Linked DNA regions of Homo sapiens: region 1 is linked to region 2. A link is a loop called in an ENCODE intact Hi-C map of the cell type or tissue named here. Cell type or tissue: gastrocnemius medialis. All regions are shown on one strand. Region 1 overlaps RCL1 (RNA terminal phosphate cyclase like 1). Region 2 has its middle 22 kb from the start of AK3.

Region 1 (5,000 bases), 92 kb after region 2:
ATTTTTTGTATTTTTAGTAGAGACGGGGTTTCACCATGTTAGCCAGGATGGTCTCGATCTCCTGACCTCGTGGTCCACCCGCCTTGGCCTCCCAAAGTGCTGGGATTGCAGGCCTGAGCCACCAAGTCCGGCCAATGTGAAACTCTTTTAGAAAGGCCCAAGAGATTTTTTTTCAGTAGAATAAAATACTGTTGGATAATCACTGGTATATGAAGATTCTATTTCTGTTAAATTTGTTGAGTTTTAGGTGGCTTACAGTTAGTGACAGTAGTTGCACCCTCCATTCAACAAGCTTAATTTTACAGTTTAGGGAGGGAGGATTTATACTTTTGGATTAACAGCAAGAAAAATAGCAAAAATTAAGATGCATCTTAATTAGCACTTTCAGAAATTATTTGTGGAATGAGACTGCAGTTACCAGAGCTCTCTGCATTCTGCCAGTGCACAAGTCTTGGAGTCCAGCCTATCTGGACTTAAGGCTCTACCACGCGCTACCAGGAGACCGTGGAAATGGTATTTAGCATCTTGGAGCCTTGGTGTCATTTGTAGATAAGGTGCGTGGTCCTGAAGTCCTGGACTTGTGGAGATGGAACGAAGCTTAGATTAAGTCAGATGCTTAGTGCTCCTGGCAACGTGCCTGAGGAGCTGTCAGTGCTGGGTGCTGTGGTTCCTGCCTGGACACCCCTTCACCCTGCTGCAGTCCAGTCCCTTGGTCAGGTCACTTTTTTTTTTTTTTAACTGCTCCTTGAGGAGCAGGACTACCCCAGAGGCAGTGTGGCTAGAGTAGCCCGGTCAGGTCACTTTGAACCCCAGGAGGCCTAGTAAACTTGCTTTGGGTGATTTTAGGGTTTAAGTCATCTGTAAGTGGTCTGCCCAGCTACCTATAAATCTATATCCATTAATTTTAAATTATGGATTAAAAAATTTTAATTTCTAGTTATTATTTTTATGACTGACTTCCCCTAGTCACATTACTGAGCAAACTACACACATCTTATTGATCCTAAGAATTCTGTAAGGTAGATGTTTATTTAAACAACACCGTGTTTACTGTGTGCAAGATGTTGTTTTAAGCACTCAGACATAATAACTTATCTGGTTTTCATCATAACTTCATAAGGGCAAAAAAGGCAAGTACTATCATGTGCACCGTCTTACAGGTGATGGGATTGAGGCACAGCGAGGTCAAGTTACGTGCCCAGGGTCACACAGACAGTAAGTGGGGTTCAGACCTGGACAGTCTCCTCCAGTCACTGCTTCCCTTACCCACTGTGCTCTTTTTTTTTTTTTTTTTGAGACGGAGTCTCCTCTGTCGCCCAGGCTGAGTGCAGTGGCGCGATCTCAGCTCACTGCAAGCTCTACCTCCCAGGTTCGTGCCATTCTCCTGCCTCAGCCTCCTGAGTAGCTGGGACTACAGGCGCCCGCCACCATGCCCGGCTAATTTTTTGTATTTTTAGTAGAGACGGGGTTTCATCGTGTTAGCCAGGATGATCTCGATCTCCTGACCTGGTGATCCACATGCTTCGGCCTCCCAAAGTGCTGGGATTACAGACGTGAGCCACCGTGCCCGGCCAACCCATTGTGCTCTTATGTAAGAGCTGGGATTCCATCCATATCGCTGGACTCCAAGCACCTTGCCTGAGGCAGGATGCCATGCTACATCTTTTCAGCAAAGTCCTCGTTTCAAATTCTGCTGTAAAATGATCTCTTTCTATCTTTAGTTGGAAATCTAAAATAAACCGTGACTTTTTTTTTTCTAACTTTAGTTAATGACCTTTTTCCATGACTGTGGAAGTGCTGAGGAGCTAGAGGACACTGTCCTTGTTAAACACCAACTGAGTGGGGCTTCCTAGCCCACTCAGCCTAAAGCTCAGCCCTCTGAAGAACCAATGAGGAAACCAGTGGGGAAACTGGGAACTGCCGGCCAAGCCTGCCTCTACTTGGGGTCAGTGGCCTCACTGCATTCCATGAGCTTGCACAGTACCACTATGTCTTAGTTTTGTGAAGCGTTTAAATTCTGTAAAGCCCTGTCACCTGATGTTTGAGCCCTAGAACATAATTGGTGTATGGTAAAAGCAAGTGATAGCCTTCCTTCTCAGATAAAAAAGAGGTCACTGACCTGCTTATGGTGAGATCCTGTCTGAACTGGGCCTGGGACCCCATCTCCTGACAGTGCAGCTAGCCTAGTTCTCTGTTTCCTGCTGCCTCAGTAACTGAATGTAGTAATTTCATTTGGAGCAGAGGTCAGCTTGTCTTTGGAAAAGCCTCTATTCAGCAGAAAAAGCATCAGCAGTATATTTAAAAGCTGCCATGTAATGACTATAGGGACTCCATTGAGCAGATCCTTTTCTTATCTCCAGATCTTTTCCCTCAACTTCCAGAGCATGTCCTTACACCTGAGATGTAGGTACCCCCAGCTCTGTCCCATATCCAGTGGCATAGTAACCAGGTGGCTTAGTGGAGGAGGACGCAGGACCCTCTGTTGTGGTTTGTGCCTGTGGGGGCTGCCAGAGAGAGGGCTCACCCCATGATTGCCTTCACCCCAATCTCTCACATGCTTCAAAAGAGGGGTCTGGTGGGAGGGGCTGTGTTTAAGGGTGGGATCTGGCAGCCTGTCAAATCCTGGTCAGTTGGGATTCAACGGACCCATGACCACAAGCCTCATGGCCTTTCCTGTTGACCAGCAGTGGCAGTGGGAACAACTCACCTTTTGAAAATACATAGGAAGGCCGGGTGCGGTGGCTCACACCTGTAATCCCAGCACTTTGGGAGGCCGAGGCGGGTAGATCACGAGGTCAGGAGTTCAAGACCAGCCTGGCCAACATGTGAAACCCCGTCTCTACTAAAAATACAAAATTAGCCGGGCGTGGTGGCACATGTCTCTAATCCCAGCTACTCGGGAGGCTGAGGCAGGAGAATCACTTGAACCTGGGAGGCAGAGGTTGCAGTTAGCTGAGATCGCACCATTGCACCCCAGCCTGGGTGACAGAGCAAGACTCCGTCTCAAAAAAAAAAAAAAAAAAAAATAGGAAAAGTTATCTCTGTGCTCCAGAATTCTCTGAAACCTGCTTGTCAGATGGACTAGAGGCTTTCGTAGAAAAGTCAGTTGCTTTTTGTTTTCTGAAAATCATTTTGTCCCGGGGAAAAAAAAAGCCTCACTGCAGATAATCATTCTCTATGTTAGGTGTTAAAATCCTTTACACAGGAGTTGCATAGAGCCCCTACTGCCTAGAATGGTTCTTCTGAAAAGCTGCTATTTGCGCTGTGTGGGTGGTTACTCATTGAGGGGCAGAGCTGCTCTCGGTGAGCGGTGGGTCTCTTTGCCCTGGGTGTGTGGCTGTGTGGTTGTGTCTAGGAAGTGTGAATCTCCAGTGTAGTGCTGTGGAAGAGAGGGGCAGGGAAATATGAACTCAAGAGGCGGTGCCTCAGTGCAGCTGCTGCTGTGGAGAGCTGTTGGGCTGTGGAGCAGGACGTGGATCAGCACTGGACAAGACTTTGTTCAAGTGCATGTAGATACAGGACGAGCTTACTCTTCATTTGCTTTTCGTTTTCTTAAGGAGGCTGTTTGCTGGGATTTAATATTGTCTGTGGTTTTTTTTCAGGTTGTGAGCATTTTTGCTCTTCAATATCCCAGCTGCCAGAGACATAGGGAGAATGGGGCTAGAGGTGGGGGAAAGATTCTGAAATGTACCTTAATCTAGTCTCTTACACAGTCTTCCTTGGACAGGCTGAGGAGTTGGCAGAACATTATGTAAAAAGTGGAACTAACTTTGCTTTTTCTAACTGTTCCAAAGGCTACAAATACCCCAAACTTGCAAATACACAGGCCTGCACACTTGAGCCTGTGTTCCTCCCATCCTTCTCCAAGAGATCAGAAGCAAGCTGAGGGCCCGTAGAAATTCTGCCAGCTGGGGAGGGTGTCTGGTTTTTCAAGCACAGTTGAGTGATTCAGAGTGAAGTAGGCTGGGTGACATCCTGGGAGCAGAGCATGCCCCAGGCCTGTGTTAGTTTGAGGCAGCAGCAAAGGAGAGACCAATCTGTTTTCTCCTTCAGATGCAGAGTGGGTGAGATGGCTGGCTTTTTCCAGGTTGCCGCCAGCTGGAAGCTTTGCCCACAGATGTGGACTGTTTATCTGTGGTTTGCTGTGTTTTCTTTTTTCCCTAGGACAGGATGGGGGAGATGGTGGGATGGATAGAAAGCAACAACGACAACAGAAATTTAATTGGTTAGTAAGACAGGAAAGCCAGCAGGGAAAGCTGACTTCCCTTAATTGCCAAGAATGTTGAAAATTGTTTCTCAAAATTACCCCAACTCCTAAATTCTATCCAGTGCCTCTTTACTGAGAACCTTTACAGTGCCTTGTTTGAATAACGGGTTCAGTGATGGAGAAGAGCCTCTTTACTGAGGCTAAATTCTATTCAGTGCCTCTTTACTGAGAACCTTATACAGTACCTTGTTTGAATAACGGGTTCAGTGTTGGAGAAAAGCATTGCTGTTGAGGTACTTAAATAATTTAATGATGGGGAAGGGGACAGTGATACATAAGCATTTAATTAGACACCATGAGCAGAGAATGCTATGGAAACCTGGAGGGGTGGGAAAGATCGTTTGGGGTAGGGTTTATGGGCTAGGAAAGACTTCATAGAAAAGTTGACAAATGGGATGTTATTTTAAAGGTCGAGATGAAGTTGCACATTCCTAGGTGGAAGGAAAGCAAGGAATTGGGGGATTTTTCTATGAGCATCCAGCACTGACCAGAACTCCTGCCCTCTAGGGTTGTTAATGTTTCATCTCTTAGCCCCTGATGCGCTGGTCACTTCAGCCACAGGGTCAGGAATTGTTCAGGCCCCCTTTTCTCCATGTAGCTGTTTCCTTCCTTTAACTAGATCAGTGCTCTTAGCACAGAGGGATGGGGATGGGAGGGAAATTCATCAAGGCAGGCTTTATATGTAGTTTGGTATACACCGAGTAGGGGTGAGAACCAGGATCAGTTGTTTTAT
Region 2 (5,000 bases):
CTGTAAGTTCAGCTTGGTCAAGGGGAAGGAAGGGAATAAGCAGAAGCTGTGGGTTGGGCACCTGTCCTTTTGCCTACTCAGTGCCGCTCTTCTTGTGGACATAAAGACACCCATGTAACCCCTCATGGCTACAAGCTGGGAAAACTCTAAAATGATTGCTCTTTCAAAATTTTTTAACTGACAAATAAAAATTGTATATATTTATGGTGTCCCACATGATATTTGATATACGTCCACATTGTGGAATGGCAAAATCAATCTAATTAACATATACATTACCTCACATTTCTTTTTGTGTGTGGTGAGAACACTTAAAATCCACTCTCTTAGCAATTTTCTAGTATACAATACATTGTTACTAACTACAGTCTCCATGGATCTCTTGAACTTCTTCCTCCTGTGACATGAGCCACCATGCCTGGCCTCCTCTTTCCCTTTGTGTCTCTTGTTTTTTCTTTTTTTGAGACACGGTCTCACCCTGTTGCCCAGGCTGGAGTGCAGTGGTGCAATCTCAGCTCACTGCAACCTCCACCTCCTGGGTTCAAGCGATTCTCCTGCCTCAGCCTCCCAAGTAGCTGGGATTAGGGGTGAGCCACCGTGCCCAGGCTCCCTTTTGTGTCCCTTTTACTCTTCCTTGACCCACTGCCCCCAACCCTGTCCCTCCCTCTGTATACTCTTAGAAAATGACATCTGATCACCCAAGCCGGATGTCCTGCACCCTCAGCATTGCTGCCAAGAGAGATCTTCCAAAAATGCAGATCTTCTCAAGTCATTCTCCTGCTTAAAATTTCTGCATTCCCTGGATCTTTGGGGAGAAAGATAGCTTGGTATTCCAGGCACTTCGTTTTCCCTTTTTTTTTTTTTTTTTTTTTTTGAGACAGAGTCTTGCTCTGTCTCCCAGGCTGGAGTGCAGTGGTGCTATCTTGGCTCACTGCAACCTCTGCCTCCCGGATTCAAGTGATTCTCCTGCCTCAGCCTCCCGAGTAGCTGGGATTACAGGCGCCCACCACCACACCTGGCTAATTTTTGTATTTTTAGTAGAGACAGAGTTTTGCCGTGTTGGCCAGGCTGGTCTTGAAACTCCTGACCTCAAGGTAATCCTCCTGCCTTGGCCTCCCAAAGTGCTGGGATTACAGATGTGAGCCACTGTCCCTGGCCCCAGGCCCTTCATTTTCTGACACTGCCACATTCTCCTTCCTTCCAGCCTCCCACACTGCTCTCAGGGCCCATGGAGTTTCATGCCCTCTTAACTTCCATATTTTATGCCCTATGTATGATTCCCCTGCTCCCCTTCTTCATCTCACCAACTTTTATTCATCTAGAGTCTTACCTTCTGGGAAGCCTTCTCTATTCTTTTCCTTAGTCTGATTAGGCATCCCTTCTCTGTGTCCCTAGCAGACCTGTTCATACTTTGTGGCATTTGCCAGATTACATTGCAGTAACAATTCCAGACTGCAAATTCCAGTCTGCTTCTCCATCTTTAGTTCCTCTCAACATGTTATTTGTGAACTCTTTGTTTCAGAATCACCTGAGGAGTTTAAACACAAGCTCCTGGGACATACCCCAGACCCACCAACTCCGAGTCTTTGCAGGGCAGAGCCTAGGAGTCTGCATTTTAAAACTTTCTCAGCCAGGGGCGATGGCTCATGCCTGCAATCCCAGCACTTTGGGAGGCCTATACGGGCAGATTGCTTGAGTCCGGGGGTTCAACACCAGTATGTGTAACATGACGAAACCCTGTCTCTACGAAACAAAAACAAAACAAAAATTAGCCAGGCATAGTGGCTCCCGCCTGTGGTCCCAACTACCTGGGAGGCTGAGGCAGGAGGATTACCTGAGCCCACGAGGTCAAGGCTGCAGTGAACCGAGATTGCACCACTGCACTCCAGCCTGAGCAACTGAGCAAGGTCAAGTTTGAGAGCCACCACACTAGACAGGAAGTGGTCATATTTTCTTAGACCTTTAGCATCTACCATAAGCACACAGAGAATGGACTCTGAATGAAAGAGTCTAGAGCTTGAAAGGGAACTGAAATTTAAAAATAAAAAAGTGTGAAATGATGGCTGGGCACGGTGGCTCACGCTTGTAATTTCAGCACTTTGGGAGGCTGAAGCGGGCAGACCACGAGGTCAGGAGACCGAGACCACCCTGGCTAACACGGTGAAACCCCGTCTCTACTATAAATACAAAAAATTAGCTGGGCGTGGTGGCACACGCCTGTAGTCCCAGATACTCAGGAACCTGAGGCAGGAGACTCGCTTGAACCCGGGAGGCGGTGGTTGCAGGGAGCCGAGATCATGCCACTGCACTCCAGCCTTGGCGACAGAGCGAGACTCCATCACACACACACACACACAAAAAGGTGAAATGAGCAGCATAACGTTGGAATGACAGGTGACTATTTCCTGCCAAGATTCCAGTTGCCATCAGGTGGCGCTGTGTCAACAACAAATGCTTTTACCTGAAGCGAGGAGGAAGTTTGGTTGATTTACTCGAATTCAAGCCTCAAATACTACATAACTGAATTTATTTTTTCTTACTCCGTTTGTTTGCAATTGTCCCACTTGTATGAATACATTGATTTTTTTTTCTCACCTGGCCCAGAACAAAGCTGAGTAAATTGATTTCTTAAGGCATGAAGCCTTAGACAAGAAAAGCCGTGGAAGGAGGCTGGTGGCAGCAGACAGCTGGGCAGGTCATGAAGGTCAGGGGAAGGAAATTAGCAATTACCCTTATTTCCATCTTCAGTGAGGAAAACCTGCTCCCCACCAGCACTGCCTGTTGTGAAATTACCCAAGCATTCAAATGAATATGTCATTTCGCGAGGGTGGAGCCATCCTGTAATTTCTGTCATCCAGTTCCCTTTACGGGTTGTTAAATGTCTACGTGAGTAACCCTTGAATGTCGTTGCTCTCACAAACCAAAGTCTGGAAGCCCGAGTCTTTCTTCTGGGTTGAGTACTTTATTCTTCTGAGGTGTGGGAACTGAGGCACAGCAAAGGCCTGAGGCCCCACGGGCAACTCTTTCTCCCCCTCCTCCCTCCCCTCCGCGCAGGGCATCCCCGTGCACAGAACTGATAGAGCTGGCCTGGCTACTGGCAGACTATCAGGCCAGGCCAGAGCTGGAGGCTGAGCTGGTTTCCTCCGGGCAGGACAGAGCTTTCAGGCAGCGACCTCCTAGGAGGAAGGCGGGGGGAGGGTTTGCAGCCTTCCCTACTCTGGGCAGACAGAGGAATGTGGTGGACAGGAAAAAGGGGGAGGAGGCAGGACCTCTACTCTCAGCATAGACCCAGTCTCACTGAAGAGGCACTCTTTAAAGGCATCACAGAGTTTAAGAATAGTGCATGGTAGAAATAACTCTTAATTTCTGAATGACCAAGTATAAATGAAATGGAAGTGCTTAAAAGTAATAAGAGAAAAGCTATATAGTTCCTCTTTTCCTTCCTTGAAAAATCAGGTGCAAAAGTCATCAGGTGCAGGGTCGAGCAAGATAGGCAGCTATGAGTGGGGTGGAGGTGAGCTGTGGTGGCCGGAACCTGACCAGGATCAGAAAGCATACATTCAGGGGCAAGTCCAGGCCAGAGTGTCAGAACCCAATTGTGGTGAGGGGTGTCCCGGCAGAGAGGCAGTCTGCCACAGGGTGTTGGAGTCCCAGTGGGGAGAGAAAGGTATCTCCAAGGACATGTATGTAAATGTACAATATTAAGGATAATGGGAGCAAAGTTTCTCGCTGTTGGAGAAGACAGTTAACAAATCATTCCTGTAATCCCACCACATTAAGAGGCTGAGGCAGAAGGATTGTTTGAGGCCAGGAGTTTGAGACCAGCCTGGTCAACATAGCGAGATCCCGTCTCCACAGAAATTAAGAAAACATTAGCCAGGTGTGGTGGCATGCACCTGTATGCCATCTCAAGGAAAGAGGCTGAGGTGTGAGAATCACTTGAGCCCAGGAGATTGAGGCTGTACTACAGCCTGGGCAACTGAGCAAGACCCCATCTCAAAAAAATAAATTATGGACAGAAAACTAGAATGAAAACTGTGTTAGGTTGGAATGAGAAGTATTGGTATGAAGTCATGGTTTTCAATAAACAAACTAATAAGATCCATATTTTATTACGTATGTAGAGAAATATAAGGGTAAATGCATGTATGATTTTGTGTATGTGTGTACACACATCCTTATATTCCCTACTTCTGTGCCCTGAGAGGGCCTGAGATCAATGATGCCCAATACTGGTTTCTATTTATTTTATTTTTAAAAAATAGAGATGGAGTCAGGCTGGGCATGGTGGCTCATGCCTGTAATCCCAGCACTTTGGGAGGCCAAGGTGGGCAGATCACGAGGTCAGGAGTTCGAGACCAGCCTGGCCAACATGGTGAAACCCCGTCTCTACTAAAAATACAAAAAATTAGCTGGGAGTGCTGGCACGTGCTTGTAATCCCAGCTAATCGGGAGGCTGAAGCAGGAGAATAACTTGATCCCAGGAGGTGGAAGTTGCAGTGAGTGGAGATCATGCCATTGCACTCCAGCCTGGGTGACAGAGCAAGAACCTGTCTCAAAAAACAGAGATGGAGACTTGTTATGTTGGCCAAGTTGGTCTTGAACTCCTGGCCTCAAGCAGTCCTCCCATCTCAGCCTCCCAAAGTGGTGGGATTACAGACATAAGCCACTGTGCCTGGTCCCAAGTCTGGTTTCTCTTTCTGTTTTTTTTTTTTTTTTTTTTTTTTTTTGAGACGGAGTCTCACTTTGTCGCCAGGCTGGAGTACAGTGGCACAATGTCGGCACACTGCAAGCTCCGCCTCCTGGGTTCAAGCGATTCTCCTGCCTTAGCCTCCTGAGTAGCTGGGACTACAGAAGCGCACCACCATGCCCAGCTAATTTTTGTAATTTTAGTAGAGACGGGGTTTTACCATGTTGGCCAGATGGTCTCGATCTCTTCACCTCGTGATCCGCCCTCCTCGGCCTTCCAAAGTGCTGGGATTACAGGCATGAGCCACTGT

Evidence for each region. A loop is a pair of places that touch in the nucleus more often than their neighbours do. Peaks named below come from ENCODE experiments on the same cell type or tissue, not always from the same donor. Only the 100,000 strongest peaks of a DNase experiment are listed, where the experiment ranks them.
Region 1: a loop joins it to region 2, with 2.9 times the contacts of the local background. A loop is called at or near these places in 7 of 110 quality-filtered maps.

What each region holds. Positions count from the first base shown.
Region 1 is chr9:4,852,048-4,857,047 of GRCh38, forward strand. All of the region lies in intron 8 of RCL1 (RNA terminal phosphate cyclase like 1), which reads left to right. It overlaps LOC124902113 (a long non-coding RNA gene), which reads left to right. Exons shown (of 2, transcript XR_007061402.1): 1 at 1-1,215; 2 at 1,767-5,000. Among named protein-coding and RNA genes, the nearest start is that of MIR101-2, 4.3 kb to the left of the region's middle. In gastrocnemius medialis, a CTCF peak has its summit at 1,899; DNase peaks (open chromatin) are centred at 1,595 and 3,906; H3K27ac peaks cover 5,000 bases.
Region 2 is chr9:4,760,295-4,765,294 of GRCh38, forward strand. No RefSeq gene overlaps it. Among named protein-coding and RNA genes, the nearest start is that of AK3, 22 kb to the left of the region's middle. RefSeq lists an enhancer at 2,635-3,573. In gastrocnemius medialis, CTCF peaks have their summits at 2,431 (motif pointing right) and 2,631; DNase peaks (open chromatin) are centred at 63, 2,427, 2,797 and 3,160; H3K4me3 peaks cover 725 bases; H3K27ac peaks cover 568 bases.